Regions from separate parts of the Mus musculus genome. Here all the other regions are linked to region 1. Evidence: chromatin loops called from intact Hi-C (ENCODE). Cell type or tissue: heart. All regions are shown on one strand. Links, peaks and the distances in the headings refer to the core of each region. The heading gives the core; the rest is flanking DNA.

Region 1 (10,937 bases), core at 1,386-9,385:
ATATTAGAAGTAACACATTTTTTCAGTTTATTTAGAACTAGGAATAAAGTGCCTGTTGGTAACATGAATTCATTTTTTAATGAAAAAATAATAAATTTTCTAGAACAAAGAATTAGAGTAGCTTTGTTTTACACATTAACAATCTGTTTAATTGTGCTTCATAGGACATAACAGTATTCTTTCATATCTACATCTCATATCTGCATCTGCATTCTCTTTGTTGTGATTACAGGGCCTAGAGAACCAACTGTCCTTGTAATAGTAAGAAGGCTAAAAAACAATTGCTGTAAAAACGGTTCTAACCTCCTAATCCTGTTCCCTACCACACAAAGTTTTAGGGACCCAAAATTGCTCCTGTACGCTAGCCACACTGTTTGCGGGAGGGAGAGGCAAAGGTCGCATTTCCATGTGATTTCTTTTCATCTATCCCATTTGCCATGGTCTACATTTGTTACAAAACTTGAAGGCAAACAGGTAAGTTAGGTTAGTAGTGGCTCACAGGATGGCCCCAGACAAGCAGCCAGAAAGGATAGGTGGGGCAAAGTAGGGCAGGAGTTGGATGAAGGTCTGATAACAATGGTTTTCTGCCCTTGTGGTCCTGTTACTGAGGGCTTCAGGCACAGGGTAAGGAAGACAGTGTGTTGGAAAAACAAACTGCATTTTCCCCTCTTGGTGCCTGTGTGAACAGTTCTTGGTGGTCAATAAGTAGACTGTATTTTGTGTTTGTTTACACTGTATATACTTACATTGACCTGGAACTATCTATTCTATAACAAAATTGTGACTTTAGTGCAGTTCTTTTGTATCCATTTGTCTCTTTATCTGCAATAATATATGTTCTACAAGGGAAAGGAGATAAAGTGTATATATTAATTTTATTTCAAAAATGTTTGGAAAAGCAGACTAGGAAACAACAGTGTTGTATTCAGGGCTGTTAACTGTATACAGTGCCAGCACTTAGTGCACCTGTTGGGAGTGCAGTGTATTATAAGCAAGGCAGAAGTCACAGAGGTTACTGAGAAACTCTTTTATGTTCTTTACATTTTTTTTCTTGCCAAAAATAGTCTTTATCTCTGAATTTCATTCAATTTTATTTCCTTGTACAGAGGTACTGTTTTTAGTACTCAAAGGATTATATGTTAAAATTGATCTGATCCTATACCAAATATTTAAACCCATTTCCCACAGATAGTTTATAGATTAAAATGCCATCAAATATTATCTTTATTTGCTTCATTGCCTAAATATGTCTTTCCCCAGCACAGTGCAGTTTTGACACCAGCTTCGGCTTCCTATTTTGTTGCCCTTTATTGCAGAACTGCTCTGATGGCTTTAAAACAGTTCTCTGCAGTTGTTGGCTCCAACACAGATGTTCTTAGGCTACCTAACTTCTAACTTTTAATATCCAGTCAACAAAGAATACCGCAAGGGTAGGTGTTGGGATAGCTGTCGACAAGCTCATGCGGGTGTGTCCACAGGGTATAGCGTACTATGCAGAATATTTGTACTGAGTGAAGTCATGATACATTCCTTTGAGAGCCATTAGCTGCTACAAAACAGTAATCTGGCTGTTTAGATCAACAAGCTAAATGATAGAAGATGAAAGTACTGGTTTCCATGTATTTTTATTAAGTGTTGATGAGAAAGTTGTAAGTGACTTACAGGTTACTCTGTACATCTGTAGTCACTGAATTCGGAATATCTTAGAGTTTTACACACAAAGGTGAGTGTTAAAATATTGATAAAGTTTTTGATAATCTTGTGTGAGACATGTTCTAATTTAGTTGTATTTTATTATTTTTATTGTAAGGCCTGCTGAAAATGACTGAGTATAAACTTGTGGTGGTTGGAGCTGGTGGCGTAGGCAAGAGCGCCTTGACGATACAGCTAATTCAGAATCACTTTGTGGATGAGTATGACCCTACGATAGAGGTAACGCTGCTCTACAGTCTGCGTGCGCTTGTAAAGGACGGCAGCCAGCCGCTTTGAAAAAGATATCATTTTTATATTTATTAGAAAATTATATTGAAAGTTATTTCAGTTATATGTGATGTCCTTTAGTTCCAAGGCTTTAAACTGGGTGTTAGGGAACCATAGGTGCAAGAAAGTCCACTTCTCATGAGAGCTCACCACAGAGAAAGAAAGTCCACTTCTCATGAGAGCTTACCACAGAGAGTAAGGTCCAAGATGCCATCCGTGCTTTGTATTTGCATTTTGATAAATAAATTTCATGATTTTGTGAGAGTTAAGAATATAGCTTTGCCTTTGATCTATTCCTGAAAGGTTTGTTGTTGTTTTATGGGTTTGTTGTTATTGTGTTGTTGTTTGGTGTCTTTTAGGCAGGGTCTTACTATGCAGCCCTGACCGGCCTAGAACTCAACTATGTAGACCAGACTAGCTCTGAATTCTCAGAGATCCATCTACCTGCCTCTGCTGCCCAGATGCTGCGATTAAAGATGTACACCACCATGTACAGTGAAAGTTACTCTTTTGAAAACACTTTATTGTTATAGATTACTTGGAATGTTGATGTGATGAGAAAATTTGATTATACTAGGAAAATAGAATCACTTGATGGTTGAGCTTTTTTTTTAAGACTTATTTATTTTATGTAAGTGAGTACACTGCTTCTCTCTTCAGACACACCAGAAGAGGGCATCAGATCCCATTAAGATGGCTGTGAGCCACCATGTGGTTGCTGGGAATTGAACTCAGGACCTCTGGAAAGGCAGTCAGTGCTCTTTTTTTGTTTAAAGATTTATTTATTTTTATGAATACAGTGTCACTGTCTTCATACACACAAGAGGAAAGCATCAGATCCCATTACAGATGATTGCGAGCCACCATGTGGTTGCTGGGAATTGAACTCAGGACCTTTGGAAGAGCAGCCCATGCTCTTAACCACTGAGCCATCTCTCTAGCCCCGATGGTTAAAATTTTTAAGCTTAATACAGTTTGATGAGTAAGATCTTCAGGATTATTTTCAGACAATTTTCATTTCATAGAATCTTAACCAATTAAAGGCCAACTGCTAAGAAATAGAATTGATACCTAGAAGAGGTCTTGAAAAATCTGGTAGTACCTCCTATTGCTGTCAGTAGGTTTAGGTTTTCCTAACCAAAGAAGAGTGTATTTAACCTCCGAGATTAGCAGGAAGGGCTTTTCGTTTTTTGTTTGTTTGTTTGTTTGGTTGGTTGGTTGGTTTTGGTTTTGGTTTTGGTTTTGGTTTTTTAGAGACAGGGTTTCTTTGTATAGCCCTGGCTGTCCTGGAACTCACTCTGTAGACCAGGCTGGCCTCGAGCTCAGAAATCCACCTGCTTCTGCCTCCCGAGTGCTGGGATTAAAGGCGTGCGCTACCACGCCCGGCCAAGGAAGGGCTTTTCACAAGGTAATTGTTCCAGTATTTATGTGTAGTCTAAATATATTAAATTTAATATCAGTGAAGTGTGAAATAAATGTTACTTTGCCTTTGAAATAACCTATTGTTAGATTATTTTTAGGCATCTTTACTGCAGTATGATGATATCCCAATCTTTAGCTTTTCCTCTTTGTTCTAATGTGCCATTTTCAGTTCTTTGATAGGTTCTTATGTATCCCAAGATGGCTCTTCAGGTAGCTGAGACCTAGCGTGCAATCCTGATCATGCAGCTTCCACTCCTTGAGTGACAGGGCTCCATTACAGGCTTTTATGCCTCCATGCTCATTCTAGGCTGTGCTGGGGAATCGAATCCACGCCCTCTGACTTGCTGGGCAATCTTCTACTCTCCAAGCTACATCCTTACTTCATGTACCAATTTAAAAAGAAGAAAAAAAAAGACTTGTGTAGAATTTTGTAGTGCTTCAGAATCCATAGCTATGAAATCTCAAGTAGGTCACAGTGCCCTGGCTTGGGTCTCTTTCTGTCTTGAAGAAACAGTGTGCTGGGTTGGGCTTTGAGGGCAGTGGCGAGCTTGGGAAGGTGATTATATAACTTAGAATATTGAAGGTTGATTAAAAAATTGTTAGGAAGTGTCAAATAATGTTAGTAGTAGTATACCACCCTTCAAAAGATGGTACTTAGATATAAAAATGACTTTTATTTGCTTGTCAAGTTTAACAAGTTACATCAGTGACGTAGAGCTCCTCTGTACTAGTCTTCATACACTGATTTTTGACAGGTCAGCTCAGTGCTGTAATGTAGTTCTGCTTTTTCCTTCCAGAAAGATCAAAAAGGTCATCCATTTTGACTGGTATTCTAAATGCAAGGTTACTTGGCATGTTATACCATTTAAATCACATGTAAAAGGAAGTTTTAATAGAATGCATGTGAAATGTGAACGTTTTCCTGGGATTTGGAAGATGCTTTCAGCAGAAGTTAACCTTCATTTTCCTTGAAAATCTGAGGGGTTCTATTGTGCTTCCTCCTGTTAGTTCAGAAGGCATCCCGAATATCTACAGCATGACGTCAGAGCTGTAGGAGCAGGGTAAAATAGAGCTTAGGAAGCCTTTAGTTCACGTTTGCTAAAATGTAATATACACCTAACAATTCATCATGTATGAAGAAGGTAGAAAAGTCTATAAATTTAAATTTCTAACCTTGATTATGATTTCTGCCATGCCAGAAGACTTGACTCTGGGGAGCACTGATAACCTGTGAACTTTGACCCTGACATTCCCCCAGGTAGTTTAGCAGCTGGAGAAAAGTCTATACCTTCTCTCACAATCTGTGGTGAGTCTGAGGAAACTGACATGGTCCTCTCTTGGTGTGGTTTAGCTGTAAGAAGGGCAAAAGAGCGAAAGAGATTTAATTGACTAAAAATGCCAACTTCCTACATGTACAAAAAGTTTCAATTGAAGAAAAGTGCCAGAGAGAAAATGAGAGCATGGAAGCTGGGTCTGGGGGCAGATGCTACTCGATACTGGGAGGCAGAAGGATTTCCAGTTTAATATCTGCCTGGGTTACAGAGCAGGTGCAAGGTCAGCCTGCACAGCTTAGTGAGACCCTGTCTAGAGTGAAGAATGAAGGAGGGGCTGTGGCTATAGCCCATTGGTGAAGTGCTTGTACTTTGGGATTCCATTACATCTTTACATTTAAAAAATGGCAGGATACTTTTTAAAAATTTAAGTGATAATACCATTACATTTTTTTTTAGTGATTTCAAATTTGTAAAATATTATCCTAGGAGGTGAAAGAGAGCAGTCACTGCTTCTTTGATTTATATCTGTAAACTTGTGAGGTGTTTTAACTTGGCCTAAAGATATTTAGCTAGTTTGAGACTGAATTTATTAAACTTTGTGAAACAAGTGATAATTCCACTACGGTAAGTGAAAAAGTAGTTATCTTTGAAACTAAGAAAATATTTAATAATCTTCTAGTCTGTGCATCAGTATACTGTAACTTGAATTTACTAATGACTGCTTGATGGCAGATACATATAGAAAACTACCATAGAACATGTTAATATTGGAGATAGTGGATATGCGAATCACCTTGACTTCTGAAATTTTTGTCCTTTTTGAAGTGCACTAGTTTTTCAGTTAACTTTGTTAGTGGGAAATGGTTATTGCAATATCATATGAAGTCCTCACACAGCTCAACTAGAAATAGCAAAGAAAGAACTAGCCCAGAATATCAGCAGTTCTGAGTTAAAGCCTTTTGTGCTACATACAGTTTTAACCATTGCTCAGATTATCAAATTTATGTCCCAGTGATAACTTTTATTCTGATTTTCAAGTATGACATAGATTTGTTATGTTACTGTGCAGTATGTTATCTTACTCTTAAGTTGTATTAAAACTTTTTGACTAGAAGTCTATTTTTTAAAAGCAGTTTTGTTTGAAGAAAACTTTCCTCTAAAGCTGTGGCCAGCTCATCTCCCTTTTTTGAGTGCCCTCTAGTGGTAACTTACCTGCTTTTGTAATAAATAACAATGAAAACTCAAGGTTGTTTTTTGTATTTTTAACCTTTAGATGCAACCTGTAATTCTATCAGTTTATAAATCTGCTAACTTTACTTGGGAGTCTTTTATACAGTTGATATGTAAGAGGAAAGAAGGCCGTGTGGGAGAGCACAGGGTGCATTTCCTTTGTGAACACTGGTTGGGCTGAGCTTGTTGGATGAAGGGACTAAATGCTGCAGTACAACCTGAATTTGATTGCTTGTGCTTTATATGTGCCTTTTAGTATCCTTGTTTTCAAAATTCTGATAATATTTGAGTTTATTCAGATTTTTGAACTAATGGTAGTTTTGTTTTTTAAGGAGTACTGCATATTTTATTTTCTCCAAAGTGTTAGTTATCCTAATTCCAAAAGCGTAGAATTTGTAAAATAAGTTTTTGTTTTTATTTATTCCTACTTTAAAAGAATTTTATAATCTTATTTTATCATGAGAACAAAGTCTTTAATATCCTTGTTTACCAATCAAAATAGGAATCTTGAACTGTCAGTTTTCGCTTGTTTTTTTGTGGGTCTTGTCCAGACCTGTTGTGTTTTGACATGGTAAGGAGAACTGCAAAGACCATTTTAAGTCCAGATGTCTGTGGCTGTATAACAATAAGGTGTACTTCTGGGTAGTCATTAAGAGCCAGTGGTCTGAATACCACTTTGTGGTCAGTAGTAGAATGCTTGGTGTACTGTATAAAAGAATTATAATGGATTTGTATAACACTTTCCATCTTATGAAAGGATTTTTGTTGTTTTTAATCCTCACCTGGCTATTTGTCCTGTGTATGATTATATCCATTTTCATCACTGAAGGAACAGTGGCTTGGAGTAGATGGGAGATGAAGTAGTTTGATAAGTCCATACCACAAGGAAGGAAATTCTACAGCTGTCAATAGCTAAAGACTCCAGGCCCTGAGTACCAAGACCTGCATGCCAGGATGTCTTTAGGTTGGGAATTAAAATTACACTCATCTTCTCTACACTTCGTCTCTGTCTTTAAAACATTGAGCTGAAAATCACATAGAACAAAATAACATTTTAAAGTACACAGCCAGTGATGACTAGTTATTTCTTAGGGTTACAACTATCACTGCTATCTGGTTCCAGGATATTTTCATTACACCAGAAAGGAGCCCCATACACATTAGTGGTCAGTCCCCAAACCCTTCTCCTTCCAGCCCCTGGCAGCCACTAACTACTCTCTGCTTGCATGTGCATTGTCTTAATATGTCATTTAAAGGAATCATGTATCATTCAGTGTAGTTTTTGTGTCAGATATTTATTTATTTAGTCTCATGACAGGATTTCTCTTTGTAGCTCTGTCTGTCTTGGAACTTGCTTTGTAGACCAGGCTGGCCTCGAATTCTGCCTTCCAGGAGCTGGGATTAAAGGTGTGTGCCACTGCTGCTTGGCCTTGTGTCTGATTTTTACATATTTCCAGAGTTTGTCCTTGTTACAATATTAGCACTTCATTCCTTTTTATGGGAAGGTAGTTCTCTCTTGTTGACATTCCACAGTTTGTTCATCCATTCATCAGTTAATGACATTTGGGTTCTTCTTTAGAGCTCTTTTAAATAACAGTTTTGTTGTGCATTTATGTTCAGATTTTTTTGTGTGACTATCTCTTCTAGTTCCTCTGAGATTGGCCAGGTTTAACTTTTTGAGGACTAGCCTAGTCACTGTTGAGAGCATCTGTACCTCATCTACATTCCTGCTAGCTGCCTGTGAGGGCAGCTGTGCCAGTTAGACCAGCTAAGTGTTCTCCATCCCTACTGCTTTGGCCACCTTAGTAACATTCTCTTGTCTTCTTGTAAGGACTTCATTATTCCTCAGTTCCTCCTTCTCCCCCTTTGGATTTTGACACTTACTGGAGTCAGCAGTGCACTAGATACTTCCACACTGAGAACTTCATATGGAGAATTAATTAGGCATGAGAAGACTGAAAAGACAACACTGAAATACAATATAACATCAAGAAGTGGCTACCACTCCTGATAGTCAGGGATTGCAGCAATGATTTGGGGGATATTGTAATTAAAAATTCAAAGTCTTCACCTGCAACTATCGCTGGTACCTCTGAGTGTGTGTGCTGAGCTGAAGCAGTATCTGGAAGGGCAAAAAAATAGCTCTCCCGTTCCACAGTTCATTCCAATGCTTGCAGTCAGGTTGGAGAGTCTGAGTGCCCCTTCTTACCTAGAAACGTTTCAGAGGTGACTGGACAGTGTAAAGTGCGGCTCTTAAGAGCTGTGTTTAAGACTCTCGGAAGCTGGTTTTTGCTTCATTGTTACTCTCTGCTATTTGCCTTTATCTTCACTAAGCTAAGACCAACTGAACTCTTTGAATCTACAATACTCAGTGTGGTATTTCATGTTTGTACGTTTTCTCTGCTCCTGTCTTGAGTGACCTTCTCTCCCCTGTCTTTAAGTCACATAGGCAAAGTTGACCTCTTGTATGGTACCATTCCACTTTGTCCTGCTTAGTGTTAACATTTATTTCTATTTGCTTAATTGCTTAAATGCATTTCTTTTCCACTGGATCTGCTTCCTCCATATACAGATTGAGCTGGTTGTGGTGGTACACACCTGTAGTTCTATCACTTGGAAGAGTGAGGCAGGAGGATTTTGAATTTGAGAACAGTCTGGGCTACATAGTGATACTGTGTCAGAGAAAAAAAACAAAACAAAACAACAACAACAACAACAAAAAACCACCAGGCAGACATGGTAGTGCATGGCTTTAATCCCAACACTTGGAAGCAGAGGTAGGTCATCTCTGAGTTCTAGATAGCCTGTTACACACAGCAACTTCCAGGACTACATGTTTCAGGGAAAAATAAACAAAACAAAGAAAAAGAAAGATAAAACAAATTTTTTTGCTATCTTTTTGAAACTATATACAAATTGAGTATCTTACATGAAATGTTTGGAACCAAACATTTTTCAAATTTAATTTCCTAGGATTTTGGAATGTTTGTGCAAATTTTACTGGTTGGACATCCCTAATCCAAAAATTTAGACTTTAGAACATTTTTGTTTTAGATTAAGGAGCTGTAATACCTAGCCCAAAATGGGACCTTTAGGATTGCAGTAACTATTCCTGGAGTATATAGCATAGTAGGTAGGAATGAATTTATAAATCTATTAGTGTACTTCACATTCTCTCCTCTTTTGCAGTTGTTGGAGTTTTTTAAGAGTGTCATGTACCCTAGGCTGGCCTTATATTGAATTCACTAGACTCTGACCTCAAACTCCTGGTCCCCATGCCTCAACCTCCCAAGTGAGTTCTGGGATTACAGAATGTGTCACCCAAGCCCCAGCCTTGGCTCTTCAATTCTGTTGTGTTCTGGTATTAGTCATATCCAGCCGCTGTGCATATTTCTAGCTACCTTTGAGAACTGAGTGTACAATCTTTATAAACAGTGGTATGGAACACATCATTCTTCAATGGATTTAAATATTTAGAAAGGTAATAATATAAAGTGCTAGACCATAAACAGAGAAAGTCAATTTCATAATTTTTTCCCATAGGTGTTACTAAACAGTAAAAAGTACTTGTAATACATGCTAAGAAAACAGCAAATCACTGCAGAAGTAAATCCCCAAATAACACATGAGCTGATATTTCAGCATCCCTATTCATAACAAAAGACAAAGGCACAGCCTGAAGGTAGATTGGATAAGACAGTACCTGTAATAAGCTTATTACCCTGTTTGCATATAAGTAAGGGCTCAGTACACATCAGCTGCTGTAATTACTATTAATAGTAATAGGAGTCCTTTCAGTGAAAGCCTCATTACCTTTTAAGTTTCTGTTCACTGTTGCCTGTCTTCCCAAGTTGATTATTCTAAAAAATGAGCATACTAAATATAATTGAGTTGCACTAGAAAACCACAGGCCTTTCTGGTCATTGAGTTTTTCTTTCCTTGAGTGATCTCCCACCTCGACCCCAATTCCTCTTAATGGTTCTACAGATAAAGTTTATGTTCATTAAAGCATAAAGGCCGGCAAACAAACACTTTTTAAAAAGCCATACAAGTTAACAAAAAAGATACAAAGGAGTCAAGGCATAGCAGAAGTATGAAGATTCAAAAAGTAATATTCCTCAAATAAAACCACAACCATTTGTACTGTATGGAAACATTTTCTCAAAATAGAAACACAAAACTTTTGTTAGTGATGAATGGGTGTGTTCTCAGTGCTGCTTGGGAAAGCGATGTAATGCATGGCGTGTGTGCACCAACTTTGTCTTTTTTTTTTTTTAATATTGAGTTTTCTCAGGTAGCTCAGGCTAGTATTAAACTCACTGTACAATAGCTCAGACTGATCTCCTCCCTCTCTGGGATTACAAATGTCTGGCTCAAAGTCGGGCTGTTTTGTCATATCTTAGCAGTTGTTCCTCAATTGATGTCATTCTTCATGGTCTAAAATTTAAGATACTTGAAAACCTTAAGATACTTGAAAAACCTCAGCTTTCTGTCTTATATGTTCTAAAATAGTTATATTATTCTAATTGTGTCAACATAATATGATTTGAATGAAAGTACCATATATTAAATTTGTTAGAATTTGTAATTAAAAATTACTATTGCCATATTAAAATTTATGGAATCTTTTAAAAATTTATCTTAAACTTATACTTAGCTTTAGAAGACACTTAAAACACTGAAGAAAGCCGGGTGGTGGTGGCGCACGCCTTTGATCCCAGCACTTGGGAGGCAGAGGCAGGCGGATTTCTGAGTTCGAGGCCAGCCTGCTCTACAGAGTGAGTTCCAGGACAGCCAGGGCTATACAGAGAAACCCTGTCTCGGAAAAGCCAAAAAAAAAAAAAAAAAAAAAGAAAAGAAAAAACACTGAAGAATATTTAAAGCTGAACTGTTTAAAAAAACAAAAACAAAAAAAAACCTTTCTTGCAAACTAATAAAATGAATAAAAATAAAAATGTGGTTTCATTTCAGATGAGCAGTGTCTTTAGTACAATCTTTTAAAAATTCTGTTGTGTTTGTATTAACATAATT
Region 2 (10,937 bases), core at 2,037-10,036, 550 kb before region 1:
TTGATGGCTGCTGCTGTCAGACTGTCCATCCCCATGGAGATCCAGATGGACTCAGTTTAGCTCCTTACTGCACTCTACTGTGTGTATATATGCTTGTATGTGTTGTGTGCATATGTGGAGATATGCGTGTGCACACATGCTCTCTGCTTTCTTAGTTGTCACTTAAACTGGAGACTGGGCTCCCATCACCTTCCACAAGGAAGAGGAGCTTGTATCCACAACACAGGCCTAAAAATGTGTCGCCCAATGGAAACACTGCAAGTTCATAAAGTCATCCAATTTAAAGAGACACTGCATTTCTGATCACCTAAATTTTCACATATTCACAATAACAGTCCACCCAACATCCCAAGGATCTTGGCCTCTAGAAACAAACCAAATGTAAAACTCCAGAAGCTGCACATTTGGCAACTGTGAACAATTCTCAAAAGAACATAGCATGTATTTCAGTTTGATTAATATTCAGGGTAAAAGACACAGATTGAATAATAAATTTTAGACTATAAGGAAAAAGTCACATAGAGCACAACTTTGGAAACCACAATCTAACAAAGTGAACTCACCCATGCATGTCAGCTATATATAAATACATTTGCCATTCTAAACCATAAGAAGCAGGTCTGTGAGGGGTCAGCAGAGAGAAGGTTGGGGAGGGTTCCACAGCGGCCTAGGCCTCGGCCTTGAACCCACCGCAGAGCCCTCCTGCAGTACTTCCCAGTCAGGAAGTCAGCTCTTGCTGCTGCTGGCCCCTGAAGTGCTGTAGAAGCTTCCTACCACCCCCCCCCCCCGCTCCACCCCCCCCCCACCCCCCCCCACCCCCCGCCCAGCACAAGTCCAACAGTAAAAAGCCATTTCCTCCTTTCCTTGCCTTTTGCTCTTCAGGGAACTTCAGGCCAACAGGCATCTCCTCCTGCAGGTAAGAGGTCACCTTACCACACCCTGTCATCTCCCTCGGGGATGCTAACCTATTTTCCAAATATACTCAGCACTGGCAGAGCATCTGGGAAAATTAAATTGGTCACATTTTGGGCTCAAATGCAAAGAAACAGTTATTTATGTTTAGCTACTAGTCAGAAATGTTATAGTAGGACACAACAATTTTCCGATTTCCTTTTTAAACACCAAGACTACTGGAGCTGGGGGCTGGGTGGGTAAGAGCACTCACTGTGCCAACATGGGAATCCCTATAGCCCCTTACACAGAGGCCTGTCATGGCCATTCGTGCCTGTAACTCCAGTGGGGTGCAGGGGGCAGTGTGGCTGCTGGGCTTGCTTGTCACCAGCTAGCTCCAAGCTCAGTGACAGACTGTGTCTCAAAGGAATAAGACAGTGACAGACAGGACACCCACTGAGAGTGCAGCCATACACACATGCACATCACAACACACACACACACACACACAAACAAACACACACACACACACACACACACACAGCAAAAAATGAAACCAAGAGTAACAACATATCTACATTATGAAAACAACCGTTAGCCTCCCACTCCACTCCAGAATACCAAGATAATTAACCATACAGAAAGGAGGCTAAAGCTTTAGCCATTCCATCATGTGATTTGGCAAACCCAGTGCTTCTGCCCATCTGTGGCAGATGCTGACGATGCAAGGGGACAGAGGGGGAGCACCTGTACCTCACGGCCTACAGCCCCATGGTCCTAGAACAGGGTCTCACAGATACACAGTGAGACCTTGTCTTAAAAAAATGTTTAAGCTGGGCGTGGTGGCGCACACCTTTAATCCCAGCACTCAGGAGGCAGAGGCAGGCGGATTTGAGTTTGAGGCCAGCCTGGTCTACAGAGTGAGTTCCAGGACAGCCAGAGCTATACAGAGAAACCCTGTCTCGAAAAACCAAAAAAAAAAAAAAAAAAAAAAAAGTTTAAGTCGGTAGAAGAGTCTTTTGAAAACCACCAGCCAACAGCGCAGCTGATTGAACACAGTGGACAGACAATGGGTTGTTTAACGTAAGAATAATTAAAACTCCTGGATGAAGTCCTTCCAAATTATCTAAGCCAAAGGAGCAGCAGCACCACACACTGTCTCTGTAAGGGCCTGAGAGCTGGGCCACAGCATTTAGAGACGAAATTTGTCTCCAATTAATAAAACCCAACTTATTACAAAGCCTCCAGTGTTGTAAGGATGAGTCTTGGCTGGATCTAGAAATGTCTGAGTGTGTTTTTAAGGATATGATTAGAGATGAGTGGACTACTGGACAGCATGAAGGGTTAAGACAGACCCTGAATGTGGATGGCATCAGTCAGTGGCCTGGGAGCCTGGACAGAAGGAAGGACAGCCCGCAGCGAGCGTCGAGCGCCGCTGCCAGCATGCTTTCCCTGCTTTCTGGCTGCTGCAAGCTCCTACCACGGCTGTGCTCTGCCTCCACAGGCCACAGCAGCAGCGCATCAGGAATGCAACCTGCAAAGTTATCCCCAAGTACAGATCGCTTCTTTGTAAATGTTTATCTGGGCGTTTTGTCACAGTAAGAAAAGCATGCAATGTCTAAACTCTTCAGCAACATTTAAAGCACATTTAATTTTTATCTTGGGAAAGTTGCAGTTGAAGGACAGCTGACATAGTTCACATATTTAGCTGCTTTAAAGGAAAGCCATAGACAACCCAGTCTCTGTGGTGCAGATCTGCAGCTTTTTCTTTTAACTTGTATGTGATCTCTCAGCCTTGGTAGTACAAGAATCTAGATGTTTGCTCTAACAGCTTCTGCAGACACGTAGGATTAATGTTAGACGTGTAATCATTGGTTTTGGAGCATGGCCAAAGAGTGTTCGTATGCTGTCTGATTATGCTGGTACTCCAGACATCTCAAACATTAACAGAATTCCTCAGCTGACGTTCCCATGTGGAGCCTGCTTGGAATAAGCAGAGAAGGGCAAAGGGACTGGGTGCTGATGGGTTCATCTAGCTCTTTCAATGGTAGTAAGTCTCTATGTTTTATGGATTAAAAGTTTCTGAGGCTATGACTAGCAGGAAAAAGTACACTAAAAACTGCTGGGAAGCAGGGTGTGGTGGCTCCTGCTTTTAGTTCCAGCACTTGAGCGTCAGAAGCAGGGGGATCTCTGAATTCACTCTGTAGTAGACAACCAGGGCTACAGAGAGACTCTGGTGTCTCAAAAACAAACAAATGGAAATAAAAATAAGAGCTGCTAGGGAAGGAAATGTTTGAGTTTTGCTGCACATAAATGTAGAAATTTCCATTTTTAAAATTATTTTCCTTTCTAAAAATTATGTATCTGAGAACATTTAGACAGTCACAGAAAAGTATCAAGAGTCCCGGACCCTGTCCTTGGGACACACTCAATGCAAGCAGCTTGTTTTGTATGAACACTTCCTTCCTGCATGATTTTCAACAATCTTCTATAAATGTATGTGATGCAGACTTAATAGCCCTCAGGTACATTAATAACCCAAATTTCTCCTACTTTCTTTTATGAAAAAGATAACATACACAGTATCAAACTTCCTGAAAGACTTTAGAAGTCAGCACATGACAATGAGCACACCATCACAAGGGATGCTGAGACTGATAGAGCCAGATATTGTGTCAGAAGAAGGGCACTGCAAAGAAGCAATGGAGTGGAAACTTCATCTAGACGGTTTCCACATATAAAATGTCCAAGTATCCTAAAACTATTGGTCACTCTTTTCCCATGACATGAGAAGGCTCCATCACAAATTTCCCAAGGCTGCTCACACAGGAGCAAGGTATTTAAATTAAACACAGAAAGATGTCTCACTAAAAACCACTTGCATGTGATTACACACACGAGGCCCATAATAGAGGAAGGCACGTAAGGCAGGTGAAGGTCCCAAAGCACATGCCCAGGGTTTCTCGACATTGCTGAGTAAGAATGCTTCAAGAAGTCGGAAACCTTTTGAACGCAGGCTTGCGGCTGCTGCTGAAGTGAAGTACTCTGTACTTACTGAAGTTTTCCCAGATCTGACCTCTCATTCCCACTGGGTAGGCACCTGCAGGCTGTCTTTTAGTTTACAACACCTCTGACCATCCTTCCTGGCAACAACAAGGTTCTAAATTGCATTACCTGTACATAACTATAGCTGCTGTTGCCTCTGCAATGTATCTGACACTGCCGCTCTCTCATCCTGGCACCTTACAGATCACTTCTGTAGCACTGAACCTTAATACAGACACTCGTAGGAGCTGGAGACATGGCTCCATGGTTAAGGGTACTTGCTGCTCTTCAGAGAATCCTTTGGTTCCCAGCACCCATGCGCTGTGTCTCACACTGCCTCTAACTCCAGTAGCAGAAGACTGGCGCCCCTTCTGGCGGCACTGGAAACTGCAGTCTCTCTCTTTAGGTTACAAAAGGGCACTGAAATACTGTATTTCTACAAAACACTATTAAAATACTGAAAACACACTTAGGAAGTTACTATGTCTTAGGTATCAGAGGAGTGGCTAATGGTCCAGTAACATAGTAAGTATGTCCTGGCATCTGGGATGACCACCTTTTTGTGGTATTATGGGTTGTATTTTATAATACACAGCTGATCCTGATAACCACCCATGCTTCATGAGGAGGAAATGCATTCTTGAGGTTTTGTTCCAGGCTCAACTCCAGAGCTACTTACCTACTGGAACTGAATTTTAGAGAAAATTCAAATTCAGAATCACCACTAGCTTTTAAAAGAAATATTTCTCACTCAAATGATGCTTTTCTATTGCAAGCAGCTACCATGGGAGTTTCTGTTTCTCAATGACAGCCTGGAATTTTGCGATGGGGTCAGTACTGTTCCATGAGAGTTGCAGTCTGCACAGACAATCTGTGTGTGAAAAACACCCAATGCTGTATCTTACCTAGACAGGTAAATTTTAAAAGCCAGTTCCTGAACCCTGCTAGAGCTTTCTTAAAACAGAAATAAAGTGTAAGCATGTGGGCCCTGAGTCCCCCTCTAGGACTGTGAAATGGAAACAATGTGGATATATATTTCCACAGAAATGTCTTAGACCCCATGGCTTTTAATCAAAGATGTTTTTCTCATCTTTTGAATAAGACAATCTTTTAATCACAGGGAAAAACTAAGAATGATTTTAACATTAAGTATAAACCACCCATACCACTGACCTTCATTCTCACAAAAGGATGAGCCATTCACACATTCTATAGGATAATCTGTAACCCACAGGCAATGCTGCCCTTTACTTTGTTGCTACTTGAATTTATTTTCATCTCTGTTTTCAGCAGTCTGGGCCTCCTTGTAAGTTACTAACACCGCTCATTTAAAAAGTGAGCCACAAGAAATTAGACATTGAAAGACTGATGTGAGCCCACAACTGCCAGACAACCAGGCTGCATTAATGGCACACCAACCAAGCTGAGGATGCCGCCCGGTACCTGCCAGACAGCTGGGGCAGACAGGCTGCAGCTAGAGTATGAATCAGACAGTGTAGCTCTCTAGTCAACAGGTAAAACAAACAAACCAACAAACATGTTAAGTTATTGAGGTTTAAGGATTTATCACTAAACAGGAGTGCCAGCTGAATACTACCTGGGGTCTGGAGTTAAGGCTGACTATGCATGCAGGGCATGTGTGGTAGTAACAAGAGATACAGCCGGTAAACATGTAGCCAGAGACATTCACGGATGTGGAATGTGTGCCTGACACAGTCTGAAGTGAGGGGACATTAAGCAGAGGTGACCTGAGCTTTTTTGTTACTTTGGGGCTTATGGTTTTAGCCACCAGAGGTCACTCTTCCCTATTAGAAAGATGCAAGACAACACTGGCAAGGCTCTCCCAGCCGCTGGTTAGAGGAATGAAAGATGTGAGGGTAGATCTCCCCACCCCTTACCGCAGGCAGCAGAGAGCAGAAGACAGGAACCAGCACCAGAGACTAACAGACTTAAGTCCATCACTGAGGGCAGAGGAGAGGCTGTGGAATACTTTCCTGGCAATAGAGATCTGTGGAATAGCTGCCAAGCTAGTAAGATGTAAGGCAGAGTTGGAAGGGCTATCCAGAGTTCTTACTGTATAAATATGGCCACTCCCAGGCATTCCTCAGCTAAAGACTGCAGTGATGTTTAATATTGCTTCATAGAAGTGTAAAGTAGCCAGGGCTGCTTCAGGGCTCCACATATATGAAACCAAATAGAAGGAAGAGCCTGCACTGGTGGGCACTGGTGGGCACTGGTGGGCACTGGTGGGCACTGGTGGTGTGATTCAGAGCACAGGAGTGTGGGATGTAAGCTGAGACAATTCACATTTCTGAAAGCAGCCTGAGTTGAATAGCTAAACCCCATCTCAAAACCAAACCAAAGCAAAACAAAAGCCAGCTTAGTCTATCACTGCGCCTTCAGCCAAATATCCCACCCATCTTACGAAGGGTGAGACAAGTCTACTGCACTGTTTCAGGGGAGGCCTAGATCTGGCTGCAAGCAGGAAGCTCAAGGACGATCTACAGTGCTTCTCGATGACAAGGAACAATTCAGGAAAGACGCCTTGGTTAGCAAGGGGTTTAACCCTGACAACAGTTCCTTGTTTCACCACAAAAACATAAAGAAGGAGTGTGATAGAGAGCGAGCCGTTTCTTCATGAAGCCCTGTTTGGAGTATTGTATCCGGGACATTGACAAGGGTATTGCACATCAGTGTAACCTTGGATTCCTAAAACAACTTCCTCTACTGCAAAAGTAAAGTATGTTCACTGAAAACATCCAGAAAGTAGGAGAGGCTTTGAGGAAATAAAATCATTGCTGACTTGGGGAATGGAGCAGAGTGCAGCACGAACACTTTAAACACACAATTCCCATTGACAGTTCTGCCTCATAATTTATCTCCATCTCTCCTCAGATAACACAGCTGACAGTGTCACCAAGAACTGTGTGCTGCAGGCTGTGCCTCCTGTGTGCCCTTCCCTCACGTTTCCTGAAGTATCTTCCTCTTGGGATGACCCCACAGCATCAATGTTCTGGCCTCTCCTCTGTGCTCTCCTGTCCTGACTGCTCATCCCTCCTCCTATGCCTTCTCCCATCTGTCTGGTCCTCCCCAGCCTCCACTTGAGGATGCTCCCTCAAGGGTTAAGCATGTCTACAGAATCGCCAGGTCTACTTGCCTCTGTCCTTCCTTCTGGTGGCTTCCACTACTAGGGATGTGGTCGCTGATAGGGATGTGGCTGATAAACCTTAATTGATGTACAATAGGTCCTTGATAAAAGTTAGATTTATACTAATGATTAATGGCTTATAAATCTGATTTCCAGGAAGTTCTCTGCTCCAAGGCCGTCAGAACCCTCAGCAGCAGCCTCTTATCTGTGAAGGTCTGAACTCCTAACTGGCAAGTTAGTCATTTAAGTGGGCTTAAGCTGTGAATCCTAAAAACATAACCGATGTTTGTTCGTGTCCCAGGATCCTCCTCGGGGGCCTGCAGCCCTTCAGTCTTTCTTGCTTAAAGTGTAGCGCAGTGAATTGTCCGCATTATCTAGTTTGTTCCTCAGGTTCACTAACATTTCATTTAATCAGCATAAGTTGATTGTGTAACAATTACCACAATCAGTTTGGGACTGTCCTCATTCCCTGGTCCCCAAAGCCTCAAACCTATGAGTGCCCTCTTGCCACTTGCCATGACAGCCCTAGACGAGGCTTTGCGAAGATGAAAATAGCCATAACCTGCTGAATTTGGGGGCAGTGGGGTGAAGCAGGGGCTGAAACATTTTAAAACATACAACTTGATTCATGGCTCAACCTCTTTATGTTGTAATTTATCTCCGTCTTAGCAATAATGGCTCACAGTGCTGCACTGCCTCCTGTGTCATAAGGGCCATCCGGATGGAAACGGATCTAGCAGCATGTGCTTTCCGTGACCAGCTTCTGTGACTTAGCACAACACTTGCCATGTTCATCTGTGCTACGACACATAGAAAACCTGTTGCCATTCACCACTAAGTGTTCCACGCTGGCACTGTGTGGCTGTCAGGAGCACCTCTGTGCAGTTTTACATGGGACTGTGTGCTGCACTTGGACACACAGTCAGGAGCACCGCAGGGCCTTACACTCCCACACTGAGGAACTGTCAGACTGGTTTTCAAAGTGGCTGAGTCACTTCTATGTGGGTATCAGTGGTGATGATGGTTTTCATTAGTTTATCGTTGTATCATAGTGTCTGCTCTTGTTTTTTGTTTGTTTGTTTGTTTTTTGTTTTTCAAGACAGGGTTTCTCTGTGTAGTCCTGGCTGTCCTGGAACTCACTCTGTAGACCAGGCTGGCCTAGAACTCAGAAATCCACCTGCCTCTGCCTCCCAAGTGCTGGGATTAAAGGTGTGGGCCACCACTGCCTTGCTTGCTTTTTTTTTTTTTTAATTATAGGTAGTTTCTTCTGGTTTTGTTTTACACTTCCTCCTTGAGAAGCAATGCCAAACACCTGTCTCTGAAGAAGAGCCCACTCCAAGTCTTCTCCTTGAGCTGACTTAGTCTTGAGCTAACTGTGTTTAAAAACCAACTAGGTTGTAAGAAGTAAGTCCTTTATCAAACAAACTATTTGCAAATATTTTCCATTTCAGAAGAGTTTCTTGTCCCTTTTTTGAACCCAAGTTTTATTTCTGATATCTAGTGTACTCTTCTGTTGCTCTGGAACTTAGTGTTCTATACAAGGAGCTGCTGTCTGCTTCCTGAGGAGTCACACCTTAGCTCAAGAGGTTTTGATTTTTCTTCTTTACTTTAAATCTCTTATTACTTCCATTCAGTCGATGAAGTGAGAATGAGGCCACCTTCTTTCTTTTGCACATGGACACCTACTGGATCTGCAACATGGTCTGTCCTTATTAGGTCTTAGTTTGTTCCAATAATGTTTAATGGCATTTTGTGTCTAGCTTCTATAATTTTTGTAGAATTGCATCCCTAATCATTTTATTCTTTTTCGTAGTGCTTTATGCAAGCATTTTAAATTTATTTTGTGATGGCTCCTCAGTAGGGTACAGAAACACAACTGACTCCTGATCTGTATGTAACAGCAGTCTGGCAATGGATCACTTGGGATTTTCTACACGTTGTTTCCCAGTGGCAGCTCGATCCTTCCTCTTTCTCCCTTCCTTGTCTCATGCATGGCACACCTAAATCTGCTAGGGTGCAGGTAAGCCCGGAGAGGAGAAAGGCTTCAGGAAAACTGGGGCGCGGCAGCTCAAGCCACTCATGAAGCCATATTTTAAAAGACTGAACTGTCTGCAAGGAGGTCAAAGGCAGCCATCTGAACTGGGGCCATACTCAGCCTGCTAGTGCACTGGAAGAGCCTTCTGGTAGGCAGGTTGCCACCTAGGCTTGACCCAGTGTCCACCCAAGGCCTGGTTTCTTCAGAGCGGCATGGGCCATCAGAATAATAGCTGGAGCCAGCCACAGCAAAATCCTGCTGAGTGGTGTAATCTTTCTGTGATTCCAAGTTTTACTAAGAAATTAAAGATACATTGTTTGGCTTCTACTCCTAGTAAAGAAGAAATATATTTGGTCTTACCAAATGGTTTTGGTTTTATTATATTTTAGCACACGACTTACAGGTTTTTTCAGTTCTTGCTGTTTTGTTTTTTATTTTTATTATGTGCATGTGTGCCATGCATAGACACATGCATGTGAGTGAGTGCAAGAGCCTTAGGAAGCTGCAAGCATTGGATCCCTGAAGCTGAAGTTGGTGTGGGTGCTAGGAGCTGAACTGGGGTCCTCTGGAAGAAGAGCTAAGTGCTTCTACAGCTGACCATCTCTCCAGCCTCAATTTTATTTCTTCTAGTAAGAGATGTTATAGTAGGATTTTTTTAACTCCATACACTCAAATATGTTTAATTATTTTTAAATTAAAAGACATATTTTCTAAAGGTGAACAATCTCTAGAGCTGCTTCTATTTCACCAAGAATGAAGTCCCAGCATGGCCATGCCCATTCCTAAGGCTTGTGTGATATTTATGATTTTGTTTTAATGACTACCACAAATAACAGGATGAAATAATATAATGCTTTTAAAACATAAACATTTAAAAGAATAAAAAGTTGTAAGAAATATTAAATATTATTCTTTTCCTTCAAACACTATACTTTTGTTTATGATAGGAATTCCAATCTTTTATCTCCCTCACCTTGTAAAACTCTTATGCAAATGTTTTAATCCCCAGTTGGTAAAACTTTTGCTTACACAAAGGCACATAAGTGACTTACACGGTCGACCTCTTTCTTTCCATCCTTCATTTGCTTTACTTGAGTCATTAAAAATGAGATAATTGCAAGAGACTGAGGTTGGACCCCAGCGAGTGAGTAAAGACAGTTACTCTCTGGGTTAAAATAAAACAAAGTGTGCTTCCTGTCCTGTGTGTTAGCATGCCCTGGGGCTTGTTGCACTCTTCTTGGTAAAAAGAAATTCCCTGATAATCCTGTGTTCTCTTTAATCCTGTGTTCCTTTGTGTGTTAGCAAGATCTGTTTGTTTCTAACAAGGTTCTTCTCCAAGGTTCAGAGTCTACAGACTCCAACCGGAAAGTGTAGTAAGTTTCCTTAGTCCAGAGTAAACTACAGTGCTTAGCAATGCGCAAGCCCTTTACAGATGCGTCAACAGCAATGAGATCAGAGTGAAGGGCTCTGCATCATGAACCATTTGGGCTGTGTTTAGTAGTGGACACTGCTTTCTGTGCTCCGACTTCAACATCTTGCCTCTTCTATGAAATTAGGTCCAGGCTCCTAAATATTTTTGTGGATGGTTCAGCAGGTGAAGTTCTGGCAAAGGAACCCTGGTGAAGACAGGGGAGGCTCTGCTTTCTGACCTGTTCAGCAGCTCATGAAGCAAGGTGGTGTCCTGGGTGTGTGAGCCCTGCAGCAAGGGCAGCTCTCTAGCAGGGAGTCCACAGAAAGCACCTAGGACGGTGTGTTCATGCAGTGTCTCTAGCATTCTGGTAAATTCCATCCGGCTGGGATTTTCCTCTGCCTCGGGAC
Region 3 (10,937 bases), core at 1,970-9,969, 510 kb before region 1:
GGAGACTTTCATGCAGACAAAGCTGCTCCACTTTTGAAAAAGACGCCACACAGAACTCCCACAGCAAGGGCATTACTGGCTATGGAGCTTCAAAGAGCCTACTTCCACTCCTTGAACTGCAACGGGGGACTGACTGCGAGTGAGCTCACAGCCTGCTTAGTCACTTTGAACTGAGGAACAAATGAGCCAACAAGAGCCCCTCAGAAGCTCACCTGTTTGAAGCAGAGTGCTCCAAAATTACCACACAAAGGAATAGAAGCAGGCATGCCTATAGAAAGACTAGCTCCCAGGGAAGTGAGCACCCCTACAAGGGACAAGCACAGCCGGGCGGTTTTAAGGCTACTGGGCAGAACCTTTTATTCGCACGAACAAACAGGGTGCCTTATTAGGCATCACTGCAAGACACCTTCATTTGGTCCTGCTCCAGCTGTTAGGTACACAGGATGGGTGAGATGTGGAAGGAAGATGAAGCAGGGAGGCAGGAGAGTCACCTGCCCATGCTAGGGCAGGACACCAGAGCCTACAGTAAGAGCAAGACCAGAGACAGGTAGGTCCTAGGTGACAACCTATAGAAATGATCCCTGACCGTTTTGACCACCGGGGCCAGCTGGTGAGGAGCTGCCCGCTTTGCTTTCTTTATCTGTCAGGCTCAGTGCACTGCCTGTCCTCAGCTGTGTGACAAGCAAGGGGACAGTGCTGCACTTCACCTGGCACCAGTCATATGAAGCTGTGCTCTCTACAAAGTACACCAGTGTTACTGGCGGAGAGGTAACATTAAATACGCTGGCTTATAAAGAATAAGTCCTGTGTACATCCCAGAGTTTGAGTTAACCCTGCAGGCACCCACGGAGCAGGGCTTTCTCCAGTCAGCAATGCGTGCAGGGTGACATCAGGTGAATGGTCACGGTCTGTGTGAGAGACGACAAATTTGGGCTGTGGGGAAAGGAGAAGGACCCTTATGCTGTGCATAAGGTAGTCAGAGCGGGGTGGCAGAGACAAGGAAGCAGGAACATGAGGCCCAGTATGCCATGGGCCCGGGTAGGAACTAAGGAAGAAGTGGCCACGTGCATCCTGAAGGCCGGCCATGTGGCTGGGCAGGCGGGATCTGGAGCTCTGGAGGAGCAGATGAGGAAGGACAGCCATGTTTCAATGTCAGAGCAAAAGCAATGTAGAGCAGAGGTTGTCCCTCTTGGGTTAAACTTCAGAACTGGGTAAGTTCTGTACTTCTCAGGAATGCAAACGCAAAGAGAAAGGCTCATGACGAGGCATCTTGAGAGGAGCTCAGAGAGCCCACGGGCAACCTACTGCCTACAAAGAGAAGAGGCTAAAACACTCAGAAACATGTAGAAAGACTCCCTCCTTGACCACCCACCTCCCCCACTAGTCCACAGCAACAGGTACTCTCTGCATTTTCTCTGCTATATCTCCAACATGGAAGGTGTGTGGTTTGTTTAGATAAGCGAACAAATGCGGGGAGGACGGCAACTAGGAAGAATGTGTTGAAGCTTGTTTGTTAAGAACAGGACTCAATCAAGTGTAGTCCTGGCTGGTCTGAAACGTGCCAGGTAGATGGGCTGGCCTCAAACTCACAGAGATCCACCTGCCTCTGGACTACAGGTGGGCAGCACAGTGCCAGCTAAGAGCTATTTTAAGACAAAGACAGGTCAGACTGTGAATGTTGCCAAAAGTTGGCCCCATTTGGGCTGACAACGCCTTCACAGGTCTTGGCGTGGAGCCTCTTAACAGCCGAGCCATCTCCTTACCCTGCCCTGGGATTCCAACTGAAGTGCACACTTTCTCTAGCATCTGCCTTGAGCTCAGTAAAATACAACAGAGGAAAGGAAAGATAAAGCTAGAAAAAAAGAAAAAAGAAAAGAAAGGCATGGATTTAGGATGGAAGACAGAGGTTGCAGACTCTGACTGACAAGCAATAACAGATCTGTGACCTGCTGTGACTGCATCATTGTAACAACAGCATCTCACTGCTGAACCGCATCCTAAGTCAAATCAAATACAACATAAAAGAAGCTTTGAGAAGGAAAGGTTTCCATATGGTCACAGTAAAGAGACCAAAAGTGTTATTAAACATGCCCCAAACATATAATCAAGAACGGGATTCAGCTTCCATTCAGCTAAGAATAGCCACTGACTAACAGACAACTGACTTCAGAGATGGGGCAAGGGAGAATTTATCAGACAAAAGCACTCTAATAAACAATGTGAGAACAACTGAATTTCTATATGTAGAAAATAAGCCTGGACTCATAATGCACAGTTGTATAAAAATTAACTCAAGACAGATCATGGGTGTAAATCTAAAACCTGGTGCTATAACACTTTTAGAAGAAAACATAGGGACATACAGTTATGAGTTTAGGTTAACAAGTAAGTCTTGAGTACCACATTATAGAAGTACCACCAATATAAGGAAAAAAAAAGAAAAAAACCTCATAGGTTAGATTTCATGGAAATGTAAAACTCGTAGAAAGTCCCCACACAGTCAACGGCAGGCCTTGGACTGAGACACTTTGGCAGAAAATCTATTTGATGAGTGACTGCACCCCAATACACAAAACCTCTCAAAATTCGATCTTAAAACCCAGAAAGAATATGAACAGGGCTAGAGAGATGGCTCAGCAGTTAAGAATACTTTCTACTCTCACAAAAGAGCAGGGTTCAATTCCCAGCACCCGTATGGTGTCTCGAAACCATCTGTAACTCCAGTCTCAGAGGACCCAACACCCTCTTCTGGCCTCAGAGGACACCAGGCATGTGTATGCTGCACAGACACACGAGCCAGCAAAACATCGATACAAATAAAATCAAATAAAAGTGAATTTAGAGATGTTCAACATCAATCATTAGACATGTGTCAATGAAATGCACCAATGGACACCCAAACGCTTTCTAAAAAGAGACTGATTATACCAAGTGCAGCAGCAAGGCAGGAGTGTGTTACATACAGCAGAGAAGGTGCAATGGTGGTGCACACTTGCTTACAAACACCCTCCCCCAGCCCCTTCCCCCAACTCTGGAGGTGGAGGGAGGCAAGAAGGCCAGTTTAAGGCCAGGCAAACACTGCAAAGAAGCAAAACAAATGTAAAATGGTAGAGTGTGCTCAGAAAACATTTTGGCATTTTCTTTAAAAGCTAAGCTCACAAGCAAAGGCAATAGCCCAGAAGTCTATCAGCAGATTAGCAAGTTGAGATACATTTGAACAGCAGGCATGCATATGGAATGTTTTTTTGTTTGTTTTTAAGAACTGCCCTTGGTGTCCCAGGCTGCCTTGGAACTCAAAAGCAAGGGAAGATGACCTTGAATTTCTAATCATCCTGCTTCTACAATGCTGGAGACTAAGTCAGGCTCTTGTATATAAAGGCCAGAAGCACTCTACTACCTTGCTACCCCCGCCCCCGGCCCCACTGCTTCAAATACCAACACGAGTGAGAAAAATAAATACCAACATGAGTAAGACAGCACAGCAAGGATCCCACTCAGTTCACATCCTAGAAAAGGCAGGCTTCTACCGGACAGAGAGCAGAGGGGAGTTTGAAGGAGGGGAGGCTGGGAAGAGGATGCACTATCAGAGAGACACGTGGGGAGGAGGACGATGGATAGGCTGTGTGCTGGCGGTGACAAGGACTTCACATACCTGAACCAAAGCCTGTAAAACTGTAGTCACGCACGCACAGCTTACTTCACTGCAGTTTTATCTGAGTAAAGTATAAGGCTGGCAAGACAGCTCAGCCAGCCCAGCTCACTACCAAGTCTGTGGACCTACTGAGGAGGAGAACGAGGACTCGCACAAATGTCCTCTCATCTCCACATGTGCGATTCACACATTTACACAAAGCAGTCAATAGTAATATTTAAAATAAGTAAATACATGTAAGAAAAGTCACCACACACATCAAAATAAGGAAGCTAAAATACAAAACAGACCCTAATACATCCAGTAATACAATCTCTTGCCTAAATGGCTGAGTTTTAACTCAGAGTCTGACACTATGCCTAACCTATTCCACAATGGTATTTCTACAACAGAGCTGCATATATTATAAATCTATTCAACTATAGTAAGAATATTATTTATATTCTTATATAAATAAAAATAAATTCTTAGCCGAGCATGGTGGTGCACGCCTTTAATCCCAGCACTCGGGAAGCAGAGGCAGGCGGATTTCTGAGTTCGGAGCCAGCCTGGTCTACAAAGTGAGTTTCAGGCCAGCCAAGGGCTATACAGAGAAACACTGTCTCAGAAAAAAAACAAAATAAATAAATAAATAAATAAATTCTTACTTTACTTTGCTGACTAATGTCTACCCAGTAAGAGTATAGAATATATATTTATATTTGAAAAGATCATTTCACTTTAACTGATTTTCCAATAATAAAATTACTACACTTAATGATAAATTTGATATAGCACTCAGAAGCCAGTGATAATCATCAAGAAAGACAATGCATATGTCTACATGAATAAAATATGGAAGAAAGTGATTTTAACTTCCCTCTTGTTATAACCTACATGTGTGTATATATATATGTGTGTGTATATGTACATATATGTATATGTATGTATGTATATATATATATATATATATACATATATATATATATACATACATATGTAAAAACTGAATGCTTACTGAAAGTAAGCTACAATGCATAAAATCCGGACAGCTCTAAAATTAATTATGTTGAACTTGATGATAAAAACCTGAATGTATAAAACATACAAACAATTAAAACCAACCTGCATCTGACATTTGGGCTGGAAATAAAAGGTAATAAATGGTACTGGTGCCAAGACACTCCAGGCAACTGTCCAAGTTCTAGGTAGCCAGTGGGCATATACACCTAAGAGACCAAAAAATTACAAGGGTACCCAACCACAATAATGTCTACAGTGGTGATACAAATGTCCTGGGGCCCAGAGATCCTGCACAAAGCAAGTCACATGCCAGATGCCTTCCTAAAACCATTCCTATTCTTTCACTCAGGAAAGTCTGAGGCCTTATAGAAGGTACAGTTCTATCTTCAGTGGGAAGAAGAGCGAAGAAGGGGACCAGATTCTCTGAATAAAATGAAGGCATGAAGACCTAAGCAGCCTTTTCCTGACCATGTCCTGGTCAACCATGCCCTCCTCTTGGGCCAGCGTGGGGCTGGGCATGCCGCAGGAGCTCAGAGGATCTGTAATCTCGTTCACCATCCCAGCACAGAGGGGGACCTAGAGGCCGTGTGCAGAGGACTCCCTTCGGAAGACAGCAGTAGATCCAAAGTCCTTGGTGCATTCCCTGACCAACAAAAAAGAAGCTGGGTCACATGTGCTCCAAGGGGGAGGAGATACTGAAGGAAACACACTGACTTAAGAAAAAGTCAGGAGACAATGCTGAAGATTGTAAGAACAGAGAGCACCTGCAGCTTGAGCAGCAGAGGCATCGCTGAGCCATGAGACACTGAGTCAGGATTTTATGTGGGGCAACCACACTACAGAAACAGCCAACACTGCTTTACACTTGCTTGGCTATGGAAGGTCATGCCTACTTCTGCTAAAAAAGACTTTAGTGAGAAAGGAAAAAGAACTTCCCCACCTCTAGGTGGCTCCTGTTGCTCCTCTCTAGAGTTGGCTCAGATGGCACTTGGTGATGAAAATCACACTCGGCGGGACACCACTGGGCATCCTTAGACCCTTCCCTCCTTGGCCTGTGGCAGCTTCCCCAACCTCCTTGGGCATCTGGCACTGAGCAGTCACACCATCTGTCTGGCCCACAACCACGTGACACTGCAAAACATCAGGCACAGCAGAATTCATATTTCCATTCTGTAATCCTGTTCTAATAAGACACAGTTGGTTTAATGCTGTATGTAGTTAGGAAAGCAGAATGTGTACCATAGAGTATCACAAGAGCAACACTAGTTAAAAGTGTCTCATTAGCATGCGTTTTCCACAGACCAAAAATGCATTGTTTTTACCTGATACTTAAAGGCTGTTCCAGATCATCCACAAAATTAGAACACAGAAGGGCTAGTTTGGCTTTTCTGACACAAAACACAAATATCACAGAGCATAAATGTCCTGGGTGTGCCGATCGGTGCCTGAGTGCTTTAATCCCAGCACTCAGTAGGCAGAAGCAGGCAGATCTCTGTGAGTTTGAAGACAGACTGCTCTATGCAGTTTCAAACGAGGGTATACATGAAAAGTGGATACTACACCACTTTCTCTACTGAGCACAGCTACGTACACTAGGACCTGGAGAGTAAAGCAGGCACTACTGCCCACAAGGGATGGAGAAAACAATAAAATACAGTATAATTATAAATTTTGACAGATTAAGAATGACTGTCATTGTGGAAGAAGTAAGATGGGTCTAACGGATGTGAAAACAGTGGACAGAGAAGACTTCCATAAGGAAGCATACTGGAGCTAGTCCTCAAAAGATGAGGAATTACTCAGGAGCTGGGAAAATGGCCCTGAGGCCAGGCTGCTGGGGAACTGACCTGTATTCTGGGAGATGTGGGTGAGGGGCTGGGGCCTCAAGAAACAGCACAAGAAGGCCTGCTGAGGATTCTATACCATACTCCAAGGATTCTTGGGAATCTTGAAGGCCTGAAGAAGAAATGGCTTTCTTTTTCAGGCTATTGTCAAGAAAACAAGCAGGAAGGGGCAAAGGAGACCGGCAAACTTAAGAGAGGTCAGAGTGGCTTGAACTAAAGGACAACATGGCAGAGCCTGAAAATCAAACAGGTTTGAGAGCTACTTTGCTGGAAAGATAGCCAGTACTTTGTGGTCAACTGTTTCTGAGAGCTGATGGACAGAAGAGAGTGCAGAGTAAGCAAGACACTTTGTTTGGATAGATGCGTTCGGAAAAGGCAAGGAAGAGTTTGCAAGTCTGGATGGCACAGACAAAGTTCCGGAGAAATGGGAGATGCTGCCATTGTAGACGAAGATGTGCCAGGCACGCCTGAGGTGCCTGTCCATCATAGCTTTCCTGATAACAGTAGTATCCCCATCTTAAAGGCAGTGAATTTAGATCACAAAGCTAGAGAAACGGGGACCATTCTTGGCTCCCTGGATGCTGACAAGTCTGGCTAGCTGCTAGGAGGCATCCCTCCCAAGTCTATAGAACACTAGGAACTACTTCTACATTAGGATATTTAGGACTGAAACAAAGTAACAGCCAAGAAGAGCCAGTAGTTGATACATTGCTCTTTAATTCAAATCCTGTATTTATAATTTCTAATGTTTCCTATCCACACCTCAACCCTATTCCACCTCCACCTAGAATGAACTTGGCCAAGTTTTGAACACTTGCAAATTTTTCTGGGACTTCAACATTTTATAAATGGACAAAGCCGGACTGCCAAAATTAACTCCAACAAAAAGAGCAATGATACCCTGCAGTAAACAATAGTTTTACTCCCAAATTCTATGAAACAACAGAAAGTCCAATAAGAAACAGGAAACCTTTTCTTAAGAAATTAACCATTTCTCAGAAAGCAAGGCACTCAGGTCAAGCACTAACATATGCCACCAAATACAAAGGCTATAAAAGTGAGCACGGAGGATTAGGATTTTAAAAGTCATAAGCTTTAAAACTCTAAAGACAAAAATGCAAAGAAAAGCAACACAACAACCCTGTATGATGCTAAATCTACAATTTCCAAACAGCTCTAAAAAAAAAAAAAATGCAGAATTCAGGTAGTGTGACCCCAGGAATGGCATGGGCACCTTCGGAACTGAGTCTCTCCAGGACACTGACACTAACTGAAAACCTTTCCTATCTGCACAGTCAGCCCCGTGACTTGGCTCCCTCTAGGGGCTCTCTGCTGTCCCCCAAAGCTCCTGTAGCCCAGAAACAGGGCTTGATGGCAAAGATCTCAGTCCATTATGGCCAATTGAGCCCGGTACGGAAAGTACCATCTTGAGACTCTTCAAGGGAGGGGTGACTGATTGGGAGGATTTTTAGAAAAGATTTAATTACCTACACTGCAAATTACACTGTGTTGAATCTGATCCTCCAGTAGAAGAATCATCAAAGCGTGTCCAGTCTTCTTAAATGGAGTATTGGCCGTGTGTACTTTTGAGGTTTAGGGGTAGCTCCCCATGGAAATATATACGATCACAAGAACCATTAACATGACCACTAGAGGATAAAGCACAAACCACTTCCCAAACTGCTAGCGCAGTTGTCCGGAGCCCTGATTCCTGGGTTTATCAGCACCCCACCCCCACCCCCACCCTGCAGTGGGCTGACATTCCCGATTGCCTCCAGCAAAGAACAGGTTTTTGGGTTTAAAAAACAAAACAGGAAAGGTGCCGGTTTTCTGTGCCTCCAAGGTACGATCACAACCCCTGGCAACCACAGATTAAAGACTTTTAAAGAAGAAAGAAAAACTACCTACACCCCCACACACATACACATACACACACACACACACACACACATACACATCCCAAAACTGGGCAGAAACGCAGAGATCACCACATATTTAATATACTTCCCTGGGACAAAACGTGTCTCATGAAAAATGGCTGAGCACCAATCTACAGTTAGGTATCTAAGTGTTCGTCCCTGCTGTCAGCGGGTTGGAGGGATTTTTTTTTTTTTTCTCCTTAACGCAAGGCTTTGATGTGTTGGCAGAGCTGACCTGACAAGCTGGAGTAGGCTAGGAAACGTGTCCTGCATATTTCCTTCTGTGCCTCCAAAGATTAGGACCAGAACTGACTGCGATTAAACCCTACCTAGGATCCAAGGGCTTGAGCCCTTGATGCTGTTCGATGCTGGGAAAGTAGTGGTTCCGCAACCCCGGGCAGCTCGGCGATGCTGAAATGAGCAACCCAGCCCCTAGCTGGTCTCCGCCGCCCACCACCGGGCCGCAGCGGCCTCGCACGCCAAGCCCCCGACCCTTAAAGTTGAGCCTCCTATGATTGCCCTCTGCAAGTTTCCAGGGTGCAGGACGCAGCCAACTTTGCAAGCCGCCTCTGGGCGACTCGCTTCCCCGGAGGGGCTGGCCACCGGGGAGGCAGGGCGGCTACGGTTCAGACAAAATGCAGAAGCCTTCCAACCGCCACTTTTCCTTTTCCAGAGGGGAAGCTCTCCCTCCAGGCGAGCATCCGATTTCCATCTGGAGAGGGAGAGGGCCGACCGCGCATTCCCCTCGCCCACAAAAGTGGCCTCTAAAGTCGCTCGCCAAGGACACCGGGAAGGAGGCGACCCCGGGCAGGGCCAACTTTCGGGAGGCGAGGTGAGGGCGCGAGGGTGACAGCGGCGCCGCGGGGGGCGCGGGCCGGGAAAGTTGTACTTACTGCGCTCGCAGCCCGTCCTCGTAGTCCCGGTGCACGGCCCTCGGCGGAGGCCCGGCCCGCCCAGGCTGAGGCGGCGGCTGAGACGGCCGCGGCCGGCGGCGGCGGAGGGCGAGCGGCGGGCCGGGGCTGAGGAGGCCGGGCCGCAGGGCGGCGCGCGGAGGGCTGAGCCGGCAGAGAGACGCGCGGGGAGGGCGCACGCCGGCCTGGCCCGGCAGGGAGGGCGGTGCGCAGCGGCGCAGAGGAGGAAGGGCGGAGGAAGGAGGGCGGGACCGATAGGGCCGCGGAGCCCCGCACAGGGGCGGGATGAGGGCCGCCGCGAGAGCGAGCCAGCCGGGGAGGCCGCGCCGGGGCAGGGAGGACGAGGTCTGGGAAGTGTGGTGGGGGGCCGAGGAGGCGGGGCGGAGGGCCTGGGCGGGTGGGGCGGAGGCCGAGGAGGCGGGGCCAAGGGCCAGGGAGGGAGGGGCGGAGGGCCAAAGAGGCAGGGCGAACGGCCCGGGAGGGCGGAGCGGAGGCCTAGGAGGCGGAGCCAAGGGCCAGGGAGGGAGGGGCGGAGGGCCGAGGAGGCGGGGCCGAGGGCCGTGATTGCAGGTGGGCAAGGGAGAGCAGGGTGCAGAGCTGGAGAGAGCTGGATGCAGGGCTGAGAGGGGGGCGGGCCGAGGGCCAGGGAGGAGGGCCAAGAGCCAGAGGCTCCGCCCCTTTTCTGGTCGCGGCGCTGGAGAGAGGAGCAGTGTTATACCCCTCACCAGCTCGGGTTACAGCGGCGGCCCCGCCTGCAGACAAGGTTCGGGACAGCGCGGTGCGGCTTTGTGGGAGGCGCTGAGGCCGGTGGGCCGGAGCCTGGCTGAGGTTAAACATTTCCTCCAGTCGCTCGCAGGCTTGGGGTCGCCAGGCCAGTGAGACCTTGCAGCTGACCGCTCTGCGTCTGCTGACAGGAAAGAAGGGAGAAACGGCCCAGCCTTTCCAAGGACTGGTTTGAATGGCTTTTCCTGTAGAATAACTGTGAATTGATGTCCACCGCAGCAACCAGTGATGACCGTTGCAAGTGAGGAGAGATTAAAAAAAAAAAAAAATGAAGTGAATGAATCGAATGTAACAAAGGTTTTAAAAGAGTTGGGATCACTGGAAAGAGGATTGTCACAAGTTCGAGGTCAGTATATGTTACCCTAGCAACAAGCAGTATCAGACCTCAAAGAGTGAATCATATATTATTACACACACACACACACACAGAGAGAGAGAGAGAGAGAGAGAGAGAGAGAGAGAGAGAGAGAGAGGCAGGAATTTTGCCAGAAATTCAAGAACAGCCTGGGCTACATTCTTTGGTTCCAGGGCATCCTGGGCTACAGAATGGGACTGTCAAAAAAGAGAAAGAAGTCTAAGTCGAGCATTCTCCAAGGCATAGTTTGGATTGCTTTTCCTGAGTAGCTGTGATTCAGCAACAGCACCCCCACCTCCCTGAGCAGCAGGCCATGATAGAGGCAACAGACAACGAGGGGAAAAAAGGCAAATGAATCAGAGGTGAGTAACAAAAGTTTAGAAAGAACTGGGCTCAGATTCAAAAAATGCACCCACACACCTTTAAAAATAGCTTTTAATCAGCAAAGGACATCGGAACATTGACCTGGAA

Evidence for each region. Hi-C counts contacts between places; a loop is a spot of excess contacts. Peaks named below come from ENCODE experiments on the same cell type or tissue, not always from the same donor. Only the 100,000 strongest peaks of a DNase experiment are listed, where the experiment ranks them.
Region 2: it touches region 1 in a loop (2.0-fold over the local background); 2 of 42 quality-filtered maps call a loop at or near these places.
Region 3: a loop joins it to region 1, with 2.6 times the contacts of the local background. A loop is called at or near these places in 2 of 42 quality-filtered maps.

What each region holds. Positions count from the first base shown.
Region 1 is chr6:145,237,690-145,248,626 of GRCm38, reverse strand. It overlaps Kras (Kirsten rat sarcoma viral oncogene homolog), which reads left to right. Exons shown (of 5, transcript NM_021284.6): 2 at 1,811-1,932. The coding sequence starts at 1,822. Among named protein-coding and RNA genes, the nearest start is that of Kras, 7.1 kb to the left of the region's middle. In heart, for the core only: a CTCF peak has its summit at 5,876 (motif pointing left); no DNase peak of the experiment used is centred there.
Region 2 is chr6:145,788,255-145,799,191 of GRCm38, reverse strand. All of the region lies in intron 1 of Rassf8 (Ras association (RalGDS/AF-6) domain family (N-terminal) member 8), which reads right to left. Among named protein-coding and RNA genes, the nearest start is that of Gm15704, 45 kb to the right of the region's middle. In heart, for the core only: CTCF peaks have their summits at 2,430, 4,317 and 5,714 (motif pointing right); a DNase peak (open chromatin) is centred at 5,791; H3K27ac peaks cover 2,094 bases.
Region 3 is chr6:145,745,340-145,756,276 of GRCm38, reverse strand. It overlaps Rassf8 (Ras association (RalGDS/AF-6) domain family (N-terminal) member 8), which reads right to left and starts at 9,490. Exons shown (of 5, transcript NM_027760.3): 1 at 9,311-9,490. It overlaps Gm15704 (a long non-coding RNA gene), which reads left to right and starts at 7,903. Exons shown (of 4, transcript XR_869590.3): 1 at 7,903-9,249; 2 at 10,243-10,457; 3 at 10,640-10,828. In heart, for the core only: CTCF peaks have their summits at 5,612, 7,830 (motif pointing left) and 9,511; a DNase peak (open chromatin) is centred at 9,556; H3K4me3 peaks cover 3,046 bases; H3K27ac peaks cover 2,755 bases.